Linked DNA regions of Homo sapiens: region 2 is linked to region 1. The links are chromatin contacts, found by Hi-C in ENCODE. All regions are on one chromosome and are shown on one strand. Each heading gives the region's core, a stretch centred on a gene start or an enhancer-like site at or near the end of the contact. The rest is flanking DNA. Distances are from core to core; before and after follow the strand shown.

Region 1 (7,510 bases), core at 2,202-4,701:
CTGCATTCTTTGTTGAGGCCTCCTTTATTTTCCTAAGCTTTAAAAACTGGTGTACCTGGGTCACATTGCATAGACCTTTTCTCTTCTCTATCTACATATCCTCACTCCTCGCTGTTCTCAACCAGTCCATGACTTTAAATACCATTTATATGTTATTGCCTCCCAAATTCATATTATCTAGTTGTCTTAGTCTGTTTTTGCTGCTATAACAAAATATCACTGACTGGGTAATTTATAAATAATAGAAATTTATTTCTCACAATTTTGGGAGCTGGGAAGTCCAAGATCAAGGTGCTGAAAGATTCAGTGTATGATAAAGGGCTCTATCTCTGCTCCCAAGATGCTGTCTTGTTGCTGCGTCCTTTACAAGAGACAAATGCTGTGTCCTTACATGGCAGAAGAAATGAAAGGGCCAGGCAGCTTTTACAAGGGCATTAATCCCATTCAGGAGGTCAGGGCCCTCATGGCCTAATCACCTCCCAAAGACCCCACCTCTTAATGCCATCTCCTTGGGGTTTAAGTTCCACACATATGAATTTTGGAGGGACACACACATTCAAACAATAGCACTAGCCCAACTTCTTACCCAAATTCTAGAAATATGCATTTATCCAGCAGGCTATGTGACATCCCCATTTGGATGTCTACAGGCATCTAAACAAGCCAAAAACAAAACTGATCTGAAGAGCTTCATATTGCTCTTCATTCAGCTCACCATTTCATAATAGTAACTCCATTCTTCCACTTGCTCAGGCCCAAATCTGGGAATCATTCTTGACTCTTACTCCTCCTCTCACGTCCCACATGCACTCCATTAGAACACCCAGTGTTCCATTCCTGCAAAACCTATTCATAGTCGGACTGCTTCTCACTACCTCCTGCTCTGCCAGTTTAGTCCAAATCACCATCATTGCTTGCCTGAATCATTGCGATAGCCTCACAATTGATGCTCCACTTCTATCCATGGCCCCCTCACTCGATTTTTTACCCAGTGAAGTGATACTTTTAATATTCAAGTTAGATCATGTTCGTTTTCTGTTTAAAACTCTCCTGTGGTTTCCCATTCTACTCAGGATGAAATAAGCTCTTCTACGATGTGTCTATACCACCACGATCTCCACCCACTCTTATCTCATTTCCTATAGCTTTCCATTGTTCACCCTAGTCTGTCCACAATGGTATCCTTGCCATTCCTCAGTTATGCCAAGCACACCCCGTCTCAGAATCTTTGTACTTCTAATATTCTCCAGACATTCATAGGTAATACCCTAACTTCCTTAATAGCTAGGCCTTTCCTAACTACCCCCGTATAAAATAAATTTTCTCATCTCTCTCTGTCCCCTTACCCTGATTTTTTTTTTAATTAGCTGCCTCAGGACATCTTCGAATACCTTGATTTATTATTCTTCATAGCATTATTTTATAATATTTCATTTTTAAATAATTATAGAGTCATACGTAGTTGTAAGAAATTATACAAAGATTCTGTGTGCCCTTTACTCAGTTTCCCACAATGGTCACATTTTACAAAACTGTAGTAAACTATCACGACTAAGAAATTGACATTGCTGGCCGGGCGCGGTTGCTCACACCTGTAATCCCAGCACTTTGGGAGGCCGAGGCGGGCAGATCACGAGGTCAGGAGATCGAGACCATGCTGGCTAACACGGTGAAACCCAGTCTCTACTAAAAATACAAAAAGAAATTAGCTGGGCGTGGTGGCGTGCGCCTGTAGTCTCAGCTACTCGGGAGGCTGAGGCAGAATGGCGTGAACCCGGGAGGCGGGGCTTGCAGTGAACCAAGATCGCGCCACTGCACTCCAGCCTTGGGCGACAGAGCGAGACTCCGTCTCAAAAAAAAAAAAAAAAAAAAAAAAAAAAGAAATTGACATTGCTACAGTCAAGATACAGAGTATTTCCACAGTTCCACTACCCCAGAATCCTTCATGCTGCCCTTTTATAGCCACACCCACTTCCCTTCAACCCCCACCCCCTCCTTAACCCCTGACAACCACTAATCCGTTCTCTATTTCTATCGTTTTGTTACTTCAAGAATGTTATATAGCACAGGCACAGTGGCTCACTTTTGTAATCCCAGCACTTTGGGAGGCGGAGGTGGACGGATCACTTGAGGTCAGGAATTCAAGACCAGCCTGGCCAACATGGTGAAACCCCATCTCTACTAAAAATACAAAACTTAGCAGGGCATGGTGGCACGTGCCTGTAATCCCAGCTACTCGAGAGGTTGAGGCAGGAGAATCTCCCGAACCCAGGAGGCAGAGGTTGCAGTGAGCAGAGATCACACTGCTGCACTCCTGCCTGGGCAACAGAGGGAGATCCGTCTCAAAAAAACAAAAAACAAAACAAAAAACAAAAAACAAAACCACAACAACACAGATTCCTGGGGTCCATCTCCAGAGTTATTGATTCAGTAGGTCTGGGGTATGGGTCAAGAATCTGAATTTCTGACTAGTTCCCTGATGATGCTGATGCTGCTGATTCATGGACCACACTTTGAAAATAACTGTCTTAGAACATTTTAAAATTTCCCTCCTCATCTTCACCTGCCTGATTTATTACTTAACCTTTAGTCCTTCCCTCATCTCAATACATGGTGTTCCATGACACACTGTACTTACCTCATCACCTATCATACTCTACTGTAAAATCTTATTTAAATGTTTCTTGCTCACCAGACTGTATCCTCAACACCTAGCACAGAGTCTGGCACAGAATAGGCACTCAATTTATATGATGACTGAATAAATTCCTTAATTTTGACACTTTAATAGATTCAACTGAAGCAATATCTGTACAGCCATAGGATATTTAGAAGGAAATGCTCCTATGTACTAGAAATAAGAAATGAAAACATCAAGGCAAGGATCTCTTGATTGATAGGTTTAAGGAAAAATACATTAAGGTTTTTTTAGTTAAGATTTACTCGGAAGTTTTTGTGTTTATTGCAGTTCATTTCAACCAAAACACCACACTGAAATAATGATGGACAACAAAGGTCAAGAATTCAAGTTGATTAAAAACAAACAAACAAACAAACAAACAGAAAACTTGACCTTTTTTTTTTTTAATAATTGCTTCAAAGTCTGTATTTTGTTCTTCTAAAAGTGCACTCTTGCTGGGCGTGATGGCTCACACCTGTAATCCCAGCACTTTGGAAGGCCAAGGCAGGTGGATCACCTGAGGTCAGGAGTTCGAGACCAGCCTGGCCAACTTTGTGAATCCCCATCTCTACTAAAAATACAAAAATTTGTCAGGCGTGGTGGCGGGCGCTTGTAATCCCAGCTACTTGGGAGGCTGAGGCAGGCGAATCACTTAAACTAGGGAGGCAGAGGTTGCAGTGAGCTGAGATTGCACCATTGCACTCCAGCCTGTGCAATGGAGCAATATTCTGTATCAAAAAAAAAAAGGGCACTCTTTGCCTTCAGACTAAACACCCCAAACCACAAGACTATCTAACACAGCCAAGCCTTGAAAACAACTCTTTGACTCACATCTGGCCAGATGTTGAAATCTGAACATATTTGCTTGTAGAGGTCTACAAATCATAGTCTAAAATTTCAAAACAAAGAAAAAAACTGTAGAAACCTGAAGTTTTTCATAAGTTCGTGGCAAACTCATTTAGCAGCAAAATCTGACCTGAACAGATGTGTATCTGTTTCTAGCCTTTGTTTATCCTACTTATGGTTAATACTAATGCATTTTTTGCATGCATATTTTGGTTTGATTACAAGATTCTGCTCCAGATCCTGCTGGGCTGTTACAGAATATATGGGATATGCATTATATTCCTGTCTAAAATCCTGATAACTCTCAGTTCTGAAACACATCTGGCAAGAAAGAATTTGGATACAGGATTATGTCCCTATGCTAAGAATGAGATATGAATTTCTCTTAATCTCTGTTATCTAGTCTACTCTAAATATTTATCCAAATTATACCCTCTGTTATCTTATTGTTTTGTATGTGAAAATCAGTCTTGAAAGTAGTTTTCTTCATTTTATCTATTTTAATATCAGTTGAATGTGTTGGAAATTCAATGTTCCTATTCATATGTTAGACTTTCTTTTTAAATCAGGTTATAGGAAATTCTATACTTCTTTGGGATCCTTGTGGCTCACTTACATCAGATGAATCATCGTCATCCTCATATGAATCATCGCCAGAACAATTTCAAAGCATAGAACTATAAAATATATCTAGTGGATAACATTATTTTGGAATGCATTTGGAAGATTAATGTCACATTTAAAAGCCATTGACATTTGGTAGTCTCAACAGATGAAAGCCAAATTTTTGCAGATTAAGATGTGAAGGGGGAATGACAAACTGAAATTATTGCAAAGAGCAAAAAAAAAAAATCCACCTAAAATATATTTAGGAATGAACTGAACAAGAAATGTATGGATCTATGTGAAGAAAATGCTACTGGGAAACTTTAAAAGAAAACTTGGGTAAATGGAGGACCACATGTTTTCAGGTGGCATATTTAGTTTCAAAACAAAGAAAAGTCAGTCAGGTGAGCTTAAATTGAAAGGGGTTTATTTTATTTTATTTTATTTTATTTTATTTTATTTTATTTTATTTTATTTTATTTTATTTATTTTTTGAGATGGAGTCGTGCTCTGTCACCCAGGCAGGAGTACAGTGGTGCGATCTCGGCTGACTGCAACCTCCGCCTCCCAGGTTCAAGCGACTCTTCCGCCTCAGCCTCTCGAGTAGCTGGGATTACAGGCGCGTGCCACCATGCCCGGCTAATTTTTGTATTTTTAGTAGAGACAGGGTTTCGCCATGTTGGTCAGGCTGGTCTCGAACTCCTGACCTGAGGTGATCCCCCTGCCTCTGCCTCTCGAAGTGCTGGGATTATAGGCATGAACCACCACGTCTGGCCAAAAAGGGGTCTATTTGAAGGAGGAGAGGGGGTACCTTGTGGAGATCCCTAAGAGTGGACAGGGCAGTAGAGCCTTAGTAGTGGCAAGCTAGGACCTGGAAAGCCCCAGAACCATGGGCAGGTAATCCATCATACCCCTCTGGGGCCACAGGACTTCATAACTGCTTCTCTGTGAATCTGCTTCTTTCTGCAGCCTTGCTTTCTCTGTACTGCATACATGTAGATCAAACATCTCTCCCTCCTTTTCCCTTACTTTCTAGGTCAAGAGACAAGTTAAAACCATGTAACTGCACATTTCCAGGAAAGAGAATCTGATTGGACCAGCTTGAATCAGTTTTCTACCCGCCTCTATTCCAATCAGCTATGGCAAGGGAGAAGCGGGTTAATAAAGGATAAGGATGCCAACTGGGATGTGGGGAAGTGCTGGAGCAAACTGCCTGGCATGTGCATTATAAATAGATGAGCACGTCCATATTGTGGAAAGGCAACAGGACAAGAGGACAGGCTCTGGGGTCAAATTGCCTGGCTTTGACTTTTGACCTTGCCACTTATTAGCAGCTTCACTTTGGACAAATTATTCAATTTCTTTTTCTTTTTTGAGATGGAGTCTCGCTCTGTCACCCAGGTGGGAGTGCAGTGGCGTGATCTCGGCTCACTGCAACCTCCACCTCCCAGGTTCAAGCAATTCTCCTGCCTCAGCCTCCCGAGTAGCTGGGACTACAGGTCCGTGCCACCATGCCCGGCTAATATTTTGTATTTTTAGTAGAGATGGGGTTGCACCGTGTTAGCCAGGAGGTTTTGATCTCCTGACCTCGTGATCTGCCCGCCTCAGCCTCCCAAAGTGCTGGGATTACAGGCGTGAGCCACCGCGCCTGGCCAAATTATTCAATTTCTTTATGCCTCGGTTACCCCATCTGTAACATGAGGGTGATAATAGTTGTGTGGATTAAATAACACAAATAACACTTTGTAGAAACTACATAAGTATGTATTACTTTTATAAAGATGTCTGTTTCCCCTAAATTAGTCAATAAAAGTACTGCAATCGCAATCAAAATTACAATTTTTTTTTTTTTTTAAGACAGAGTTTCGCTCTTGTTGCCCAGGCTGGAGTGCAATGGTGTGATCTCGGCTCACCGCAACCTCCATCTCCCGGGTTCAAGTGATTCTCTTGCCTCAGCCTCCCGAGTAGTTGGGATTACGGGCATGCGCCACCACAGCAGACTAATTTTGTATTTTTAGTAGAGATGGGGGGGCGTTTCTCCATGCTGGTCAGGCTGGTCTCGAACTCCCGACCTCAGGTAATCCGCCCGCCTCAGCCTCCCAAAGTGCTGGGATTACAGGCATGAGCCACCACACCCGGCCACAATTGTTTTTTAATTTGACAAAGTTTAAAGTTACCATGGAAGAAATAATATATCTCTGGAGAGGATGGCAGGGATAGCCTCTGCCATCCTGGGAAGAGCACAGATTTATACACTATTGGTAATGTTCTAGGTTAGGTTGAGGTTGGCTTCATATTATTACGCTTTTAAACTTACATATATTACAAAATTCTATTTTATGTGTATTAAATATATTTTTAAGGACAATTCTTAAAGACTAGTAAGCAGAGATTTATCCCATCAGAAATTTTTAAATCATCTAAAGGTATGTTAAAACAGTATTACTGCCCAGCAACAGATAAATCAATGAGGCAGAAAAAGTACATACGGACATTTAGTACAGTCATCCCGTGATATCTGTGTGCGACTGTTTCCAGGAACCCCCGCGGATAACAAGTCCATTACATAAAATGTAGTATTTGCATATAACCTACCCACATCCGTCCTCCTGTATACTTTAAATCACTCTAGATTACTTATAATACCTAATGCAATGTAAATGCATAGCATTTGTGCTGGGATTACAGGCGTGAGCCACTGCACCCGACAAATTATTTTTTTAAAACTCTAAAAATGCTAGAAGAAAATACAGGTAACCATGACATCAAAGCTAGAAACAAAGGAAATGACTCATTAGACATATCTACATAAAAATTAAAAACTTCCTTCAGTAAAAAAAAAAAACGAAAAACCATAGGTGATATTAAAAGATGAATTTGAAAAACAGGAAAAATATCTGTAAATATCTCAATCATAGGTTAATATTTCTAATATACAAAAAGCACTTGTAATTTCTAAAATGTGAATATTTCATTTTAAAAATATTTCTAACATACAAAAAGCACTTGTAATTTCTAAAATGTGAATATTTCATTTTAAAAATAGGCAGAAGTCATGAACTAGTAATTCACAAAAATAGAGCCAATAATTATATGAAAGATGTTCAGTTTTACACTTAGGCAACAAAATGCAAATTAAAACGAGTCTTTTTTAAAGAGATGATAAAGATCACGAAGACTGACAATATCTAAGATTAGCAAGGAGATGCAGAGAGCATATTCCTTCTCATACTGTTAATGGAAAAGTAGTAAATAGGTTTCTAGGGGAGGGTCTGGTAATATCATTTAGAGTCTTACAAACGTGCATTTTCCTTGATCCAGTAATTTTATTTCTATGACTTTATTGTAAAAAAATAATCAGGGACATGTACAGATTTA
Region 2 (7,510 bases), core at 3,062-5,561, 650 kb after region 1:
TAGGTTTGGTGCTCAGGACTGAACTCAGGCCCTATCTTCTCCCTGAAGCCTGCAGCAGGTGCCCCACCCCATCAAGTTCCAGCCCCCACCGCCCCCCAGCTCCACCTACTGACAGTCGCTTGTTTCCCTTCTGTTCTTTCTCTTAGGAATTTTTTTGGTGTGAAGTCTTCCTTTCCCAGTCTTAGAGAGGGTCCCAAGAGGCCAATGCTTCTCCCACCCAGTGCTCAGAGCTCTTATTCCACCATGGGGATGTCTTGCCCGATTCTGAGTGGGTACAGTGTTCACCGAGGAGGCAGGCTGAGGCAGTTGGTAGCAGCACTGAATCCCACCCCAGCCCATTGGGTTTTCAGTCTGAGGGGCTTCTCCAGTGTGTGCCTGAGCCTGGCTGACACCTGGGCCAGTACGCAGGTGAACATTCTTCTGGGAGGGGAACTGAAAGCCTGTTGTAGCCAGTTTCTCAGTGATCCTGATCTCCTGGTTTTCAGGCCCTTGAATGGTCTCCTGCCACATTGCATCAGGGTCGGTCTGCATGGCCCACAAGTACAGCAGAAGTGATGGCATATGCCTTCGAGGCTAGCTTAAGAAAGACACGGTGATTAGCCTGCATTAGTTTCTGCCTTGGGCTGCTCACTATGGAAGCCAGCTGCTGTGTTGTAAGGATGTTCACGCAGCCCTCTCAGAGGTCCCAGAGGTGAGGAACTGACGCCTCCTGCCAACAGCCATGTGAGGACCCATCTTGGACGTGAATCCTCCCGCCTCATATCAAGCCCTCACGTGACAGCAGCTCTGCTTAATATCTTGACCGCAACCTCATGAGAGACCCTGAACCAGAACAACTCACCTTAGTCGCGTCCAAATTCCTGACTCTAAGTTACCATTAGAGATGACACACGTTTTGCTGTTGAGGCTGCTGTTTCAGGGCAATTTGTTACATAGCAATAGATAACTCATGCAAAGCACTTGGCAACTCTAAGTGGTTTTTCCCACTGCGTGTTTGGGGAGGCTTCTGGACTGGGGTTTTGCCTCCTCTGCCAGACAGGAAATATTAGGGTTCCCAAAAGATCACAGCAGCTCACTCAACAGCTCCTTCCCTCGCTCCTTCTCTCTTCCCAGCAAATTGAAGGTACTTCCCTTTAAGCAACCAAAATCCAACAACAGATGCTTCAACAATAGATGCAAAAAGAAATCTGAATTGGGGGAGGGTGAGAAAAGAAAAATAAGAAAAAAGGGAAGAAAAAGATCCATCCCTGTGAGGTCTGAGAATAAAAGAAGGAAAAGGAAAAGAAAAAAAAAAAAAAAGAAATCACCAGTGAACCCCTACCTGGCTAAAACAGAGTTTTCTCCTCATCTCCACCCCCAGAGGTCTCCAGTCAGGGAGGTGACTGGCCTTGGGCACTGGTACATTCCCAAACACTATGTAAACAAGCCCCATCAGACCCTTCCAGCCTCCGAAGCTGTCATTGCCTCCCTTTTGCTAAGTTGGTATTTAAACCTTTACCTCTGGCTGTACAGCAAGGTACTTATTACCGAGTGCTCCCACATATGAATAGACCTCGTCTTTTTTCCCGTTCGTATGTCTATTGTGAGTCATTTCACAAACCCCCTCCTCAAACCTAAGTTGGTAGAGGAAAAGACTTTTCTCCCAGCACCCTCAAGTCAAAGAAATTCCCAGGGGCTGTCAAGTGAGAAGTTCTGGAGCCCACTGCACTGAGTATTCTCTCTGGTCAAAATGAACTTTCCTAAGAACAACCACCTCCAATAGGGGAGATGCTGCAGGGACCCCAGATACACCCACCACACCCAGATACAAATGGCCAGAGGCCCTTGGAAACACAGCTCCTGGACCTTAGGTCATAGCTGAGGCACCCTCTGACATACACAACGCTGCATCATCGCCTGGTCTGCAGCAGCTTCTTTTTGGGTTTTGGCTTCTTTAACAAACACTTAGTGCTTGCTATGAGTCAGGCTCTCTTCTAAGTATGTTAGAAATATGAAGTCATTTAATCCTCACAACAACCTGCCTAGGAAGGTATTTTTACAGATAAGGATCCTGGGGCACAGAGAGGTGAAACAATTTGCCCAAGGCCACACAGTGCATGAGTGGCAGGGCCAGCCTGGCTCCATGCTCTGCCCTGAGATGAGAATGGACCCAGGGTCCATTTAGTGAGCATTCTGTGCCACCAGGGCACTGTTTCTTGGCCAGCACTCCTGGGGCTGGACAGGGTTGTGTATGTTGGTTTGGGCTGGGGGGAATCCAGGGGTCCATGTCCAAGCAGGGCATCAGCTCTTGAGGAAGCAAGGCCATGGCCTTACTAGAGAGAACTTCGTCTTCCAGGGCCAATCTCCACAGTCAGCTGAGGGTCTGCCTGAGCCCTGCCCAGGGTAGGAGGGGCTCTTGTGCGCAGGCTCATACCTGCTTCCTCACCCCTGCCAGGTTTGCCCCTATGTTTCCCACCTTCCTGGACCAGTGCCCCTCAACTAAGGGCAGTTTTGTCCCCCAGAAGACATCTGACAATGTCTAAAGGCATTTTTGATAGTCATGACTAGAAGGCTGCTACTGGCATCTAGTGAACAGAGGCCGGAGATGCTGCGAAACAGCCTACAATGCACAGAACAAAGCCTCACCACAAAGAATGGTCTGTCAGTAGTGCGGCGGTGAGAAGCCATGATCTAGGCCCACCTCACGGCATCCTTAAGGCTGAGAACCCCTCCCGTGTGATCTGTGTCTTGTTACAGCAGGGGTCCAGCGTCCTTGGAGGGCCACACCCATCCTCACTTTGGCGTCTCCCAGAGGCTACAACAGAAAGTGAAGGACTCAGTTTGTACTGCAGCCTCAAGTTCTTGGAAATAAAATAAGGATGTTGAGGTCCTGGTAAATGTGGTGGCCATTATTTTGCATCAGGCTCTGTGCTGAGCACTTTATATATTTTATCTTATGTCATTCTCATAAGCCAGTCTGTGATGCTATTATTATCCTTCTTTTATAGATTGGGAAACTGAGGCTTTAAAAAAGTAGCTTGCTCAAGGTCACACAGCTAATAAACCTGGTGACAGTCTGCTTTCTAGCCTAACCAGGCCCTGGTATACATACTTAGGAAAGTAAACATGGTAAATGCCCAGGGAGAGCCCACTCTTGGCCTGGCTTATGTCCTCCCCTGGGATCAGCACCCCTCACTCCACAGCACAGTTGCAGCTGAAGCTCTCAGGGCCAGCTAATTCTCTTCCCCTCTCTGGTTCTTACAGAAGGAAGGGGAAGAGTACAGAGAAGCAAGAGTAGGGTTAATTTTTGTGCAGGGACAGTTAAGACAGAGAGGAAGGGGCAGGGAAGAGATGGACAAGGGAGGGAGGCCTGGGAGCTTTTTATTATTTATTATAGCAGGGGAAAGAATGGGAGGTTTGTTTCTAAGCCATAAATACTCTCCTTTGATCCCTGTGTCTATCAGAGATAAATTAGTCACTCTTAGGCCTCAGAAATTAATGACTGTCCTAATGATCACCCTAAGTGACCTTGCAGCATTCCTAATTCTCACCACTCCCTGCAAAGTAGCTGTGTCAGGGTTTGGCAAGGTTTGGGGATGAGGCAGGACTGAGCGGGATGAAGGTGTAATTTCATTCCTCAGCCCCAGCCTCACTTTGCAGAGATGAAATTGGCCTCTACTCCTAAGGCCAGAGAACAGTCAGAACCAGATCCCAACTTCTGGGCTCTGCCCTCCCTGGCTTTGCTTCAAGCACAGGGATGGGGAGCACTGCGTAAGGAAGCTTCAGGGCCCTGTGGAATTCTGACCTGGGAGAGGGTGGATCCCCTAGGGGTGTGCAGGCCTGCGAGGGGCACCTGAAAGCAAGAGGGCATTTGGATCAGGTTAACATCTGACCTCTCAGCAGGCCCTGCCCATTCAGACTGGGGAAGAGCTTTGAAGTTTCCTTTGTGTGATGTTTTCATGGCCCTGATCCTACTGTACTGGAATTAGCCCGAGGCCCTGCCCCTTCCCTGGAGATTTGTTCCCCAACTGCAAAAGTCTTAGAAAAATACCGCAAGCTCCACCCACCATCCCCACACCACTGAATGCTTTTTCCTTAGGCTAAAATACCAGGGAGGAAAAGGCCTCAGAACCCCCACCAGGAGACATTCTGTGCGTGTTTACAGTTTCTCAAGTGGAAAGCAAGGACCCCTGGAACCAGATCTGAGGGCAGGTGCTTCCCAGATAAGCATGTTATGGGGTGGGGAGGATGGAGTAAGGGAGGGAGAAGCAAGATTGTCCCTGGAGGCTTCCCAAGCCACGGGCCAGGTCCAGAACAGCAAGGCTGTGGGTTCTGGCCAGAGAGAAGAGGAAGCTGGTGAAGCCAGGCCTTCCGGCCGTGCTCAGTGAGCAAACCATTGTGCCTAGTGTGGCCAAATATCCATCTCGGGGATCTCTCTCTGAGCACCAATGGCTTCTCCTATACTATTGCTCAAGTCCACCATAAAAGCAGTGTTTAAAAACGAAGGGAGAGGAAGACAAAAGAGAGGAAAGCGGAGAGAGAAACGGGAGGAGACGGAGAGAAGCAAGGAATCCCAAACTAGACTGCTAGATTCTGCTAGATTCGGCTTTTCAGAGTAAAGACTCTGAGCAATAGTGCCATCTTGTGGCTATGAGTAGGAATTACAATTAGTTTTCTCTCTCTCTCTCTCTCTCTCTCTCTCTCTCTCTCTCTCTCTCTCTCTCTCTCAATCTCTCTCCCCCCCTCCCTCCCTCCCTCTCTCTCTCTCTCTCTCTCTCTTTCTCTCCCCCTCCCTCCCTCCCTCTCTCTCTCTCTCTCTCTCTCTCTCTGTCGTCTACTCATGGTGTTTGCAACTGCAGGGGCACAAGCCATGGATTTTGTTTCCACCCGAGACAATTGCCTCTCCCCCGACACCTACACCCCAAACTACTCCAGACTCTGCACCCTCTTCTACACACCTCTGGGGTGAGTCCACATTTGCCCAGTAGAAATACCTGCTATCTGATGTTTGACTCAACTCTAAGACTCATTCAACAAATATTTATTGTGCTTTTATTATGTGCCAGGCACTGTCCTAAGATCTGCGGACCTGACTATAAATAAAAATGTCTCCTTTCATGCACTTTACATTTTAACTAGGGAGGCAAATATTAAACACATACATGTAAAATATAATGGGATGTAGTAACAAGTGCAATAAAGGAAAATAAGGCAGGGGATTCAGGGCTATTTCAGATAGGGTAATTGATGAGCTACAACTTTTTTTTTTTTTTTCAGAGATAAGGTCTTGGTGTGTTGCCCAGGCTGGTCTTGAACCCCTAGCCTTAAGCAGTCCTCCTGCCTCAGCCTTCCAAAGTGCTGGGATTACAGGTGTGAGCCACTGTGCCTGGTGCAGTCGCAACTTTTATCAGCACAGATATCTGCTAATATCTGTGCAAAGGCATAGATGAGGTGAGGGAGTAGGGCAGGTGAGTATCTGAGGGAAAAAGGACCTACAAACACAAAGACCAAAGCCGTCTGTCTGGATCTTCCCTGAGATGTGACTCCAGAGTAGCAGCCAAAGAATATGACACTCAGGAAGTCATCTAGGGTTCGAGGTGCTAAAGCCAACTTTTTTCTTTTTCCTTTTTTGAGACAAGGTCTTTCTCTGTTACCCAGGCTGGAATGCAGTGGCGCAAACACGGCTCACTGCAGCCTTGATCTCATGGACTCAATTGATCCTCCCACCTCAGCCTCCCTAGTAGCTGGGACTACAGGTGGGTGACCCCATGCCCGACTAATTTTTGTATTTTTTGTAGAGATGATTTTGCCATGTTGCCCAGCCTGGTCTTGAACTCCTGGACTCAAGTGATTCACCCGCCTTGGCCTCCCAAAGTGCTGGGATTGCAGGTGTGAGCCACCATACCCAGCCTAGAGCCAACATTTCTCTTTTTTTCTATGCTTAGCATCCAAAGCTATCTTTATCAAAATCCACCTGCTAAAGCCCCCGCTAGGACAGCATGTGGGGAGGCTCTAGGCCATTCTGGATTCAGGACCTTCTGGCTCCATTCTGAATACAAAAGCTGACTTTTGACGTGAGAAATCTGACACACTCTTCACTCTCTGAGCCCAGGATTTTCTTTGCCAAAGAGCTGGGCTTCTTTCTGTAGCCAGTGGTGATCCCACAAGCTTGCCTTTGCTTATATCAAAGACTCCAGATCTCCAGTTGAATGTCTCCACCAAGACATCAGAGTTGAAATTAAAAAGAGCATTTCTTTCAGAGAATAAGCCCAAGCTTTGGAGATCTGGTTTGTACCCAGTCCCTGTTCCAGGCCAGCCTGCTCTGTCCCTTGCTCATTTAATTTTCTAGGTTAACAAACAGAGCAAAGTTTCCAGGTGTGCTTGCAGAATATCACCTGGAACATTATTTGGAGGAGAGAGGCAGGGTGCTGAGCTTTTTCTGAAGCTTTTTCTGAAGGCTTATATTCTGTAGGTCAGGGAGCCAGTTACTTACAAGTAAAACTGTCCCCAACAAGATTGCTCTATCAGGGCCCATTTGGGGTTGGCTTTTCTAGCATATGAGTCTAGCATATGAATCAGGCCAGGTGTGGTGGCTCACACCGGTAATCCTAGTGCTTAGGGAGGCTAAAGGGAGCCGGTTGCTTGAGACCAGGGGTTTGAGATCAGCCTGGTCAACATAGTGAGACTCCATTGCTACAAAAAATTAAAAAATTACCCAGGCATGGTGGCACGTGCCTGTAGTCCTAGCTAATTGGGAGGCTGAGGCAGGAGGATTGCTTGAGCCCAGTAGTTCGAGGTTGCAGTGAGCCGTGATTGTGCCACTGTACTCCAGCCTGGGTGACAGAATGAGACCCTGTCTCTAAAAAAAATATAAAAATTAAAAAAAAAGTATGAATCAAGTATAGCCTGAGTGGACTCTGGGTGGACAAGGGGACTGGTTTCATCTGGTTACTTGACTCAGAAAGTCAAAAATAGGCTGGGCATGGTGGCTCACGCCTGTAATCCCAGCACTTTGGGAAGTCAGGGTGGATGGATCACTTGAGGTCAGGAGTTCAAGGCCAGCCTGGCCAACATGGTGAAACCCCATCTCTACTAGAAATACAAAAATTAGCTGGGTGTGGTGGCACGCCCCTGTAATCCCAGCTACTCAGGAGGCTGATGTGGGAGAATTGCTTGAACCTGGGAGGCAGAGGTTGCAGTGAGCCTAGATCGTGCCATTGCACTACAGCTTGGGTGACAGATTGAGACCCTGTCTCAAAAAAAAAAAAAAAAAAAAAGTCAAAGATACCTGAGGTCTTTTCTTCAGTGTCTGCATTCTCAATGTTCATTTCATACCCGAGAAGCAAAGCCAGGCAAGGCAGCCTGGTAAATGGGCCCGGATCTTTTCCCAGAGAGCACTTTGTAACCTTGATAACAAGACTCAAATGACCTCCACCAAAATCAAAAACAAAACTAACAAAAGCCCATTTGAATGTTAGAAAACATCTTCACAATGAATCTAGTCTTTCTGTTTTTGTGGTTTCGGCAGCTG

The links. Hi-C counts contacts between places; a loop is a spot of excess contacts on that map. Pooled maps may share reads with other maps.
Region 2: a loop to region 1 is called in a map of psoas muscle, with 8 times the contacts of the local background. The contact joins two enhancer-like sites. A Hi-C loop is called at or near these places in 2 of 168 maps with a recorded cell type or tissue (Caco-2 and psoas muscle) and 6 of 50 pooled maps.

The regions. Positions count from the first base shown.
Region 1 is chr2:61,755,725-61,763,234 of GRCh38, forward strand. All of the region lies in intron 1 of LOC107985767 (a long non-coding RNA gene), which reads right to left. Among named protein-coding and RNA genes, the nearest start is that of FAM161A, 95 kb to the right of the region's middle. Within about 2 kb of position 3,452, at least 5 of the 41 ENCODE cell types and tissues checked have a DNase peak (open chromatin) inside an H3K27ac peak, as active enhancers do.
Region 2 is chr2:62,407,645-62,415,154 of GRCh38, forward strand. No RefSeq gene overlaps it. Among named protein-coding and RNA genes, the nearest start is that of TMEM17, 95 kb to the right of the region's middle. RefSeq lists enhancers at 464-513, 1,989-2,078, 2,319-2,398, 3,330-4,089, 4,361-4,550. Within about 2 kb of position 4,312, at least 26 of the 41 ENCODE cell types and tissues checked have a DNase peak (open chromatin) inside an H3K27ac peak, as active enhancers do.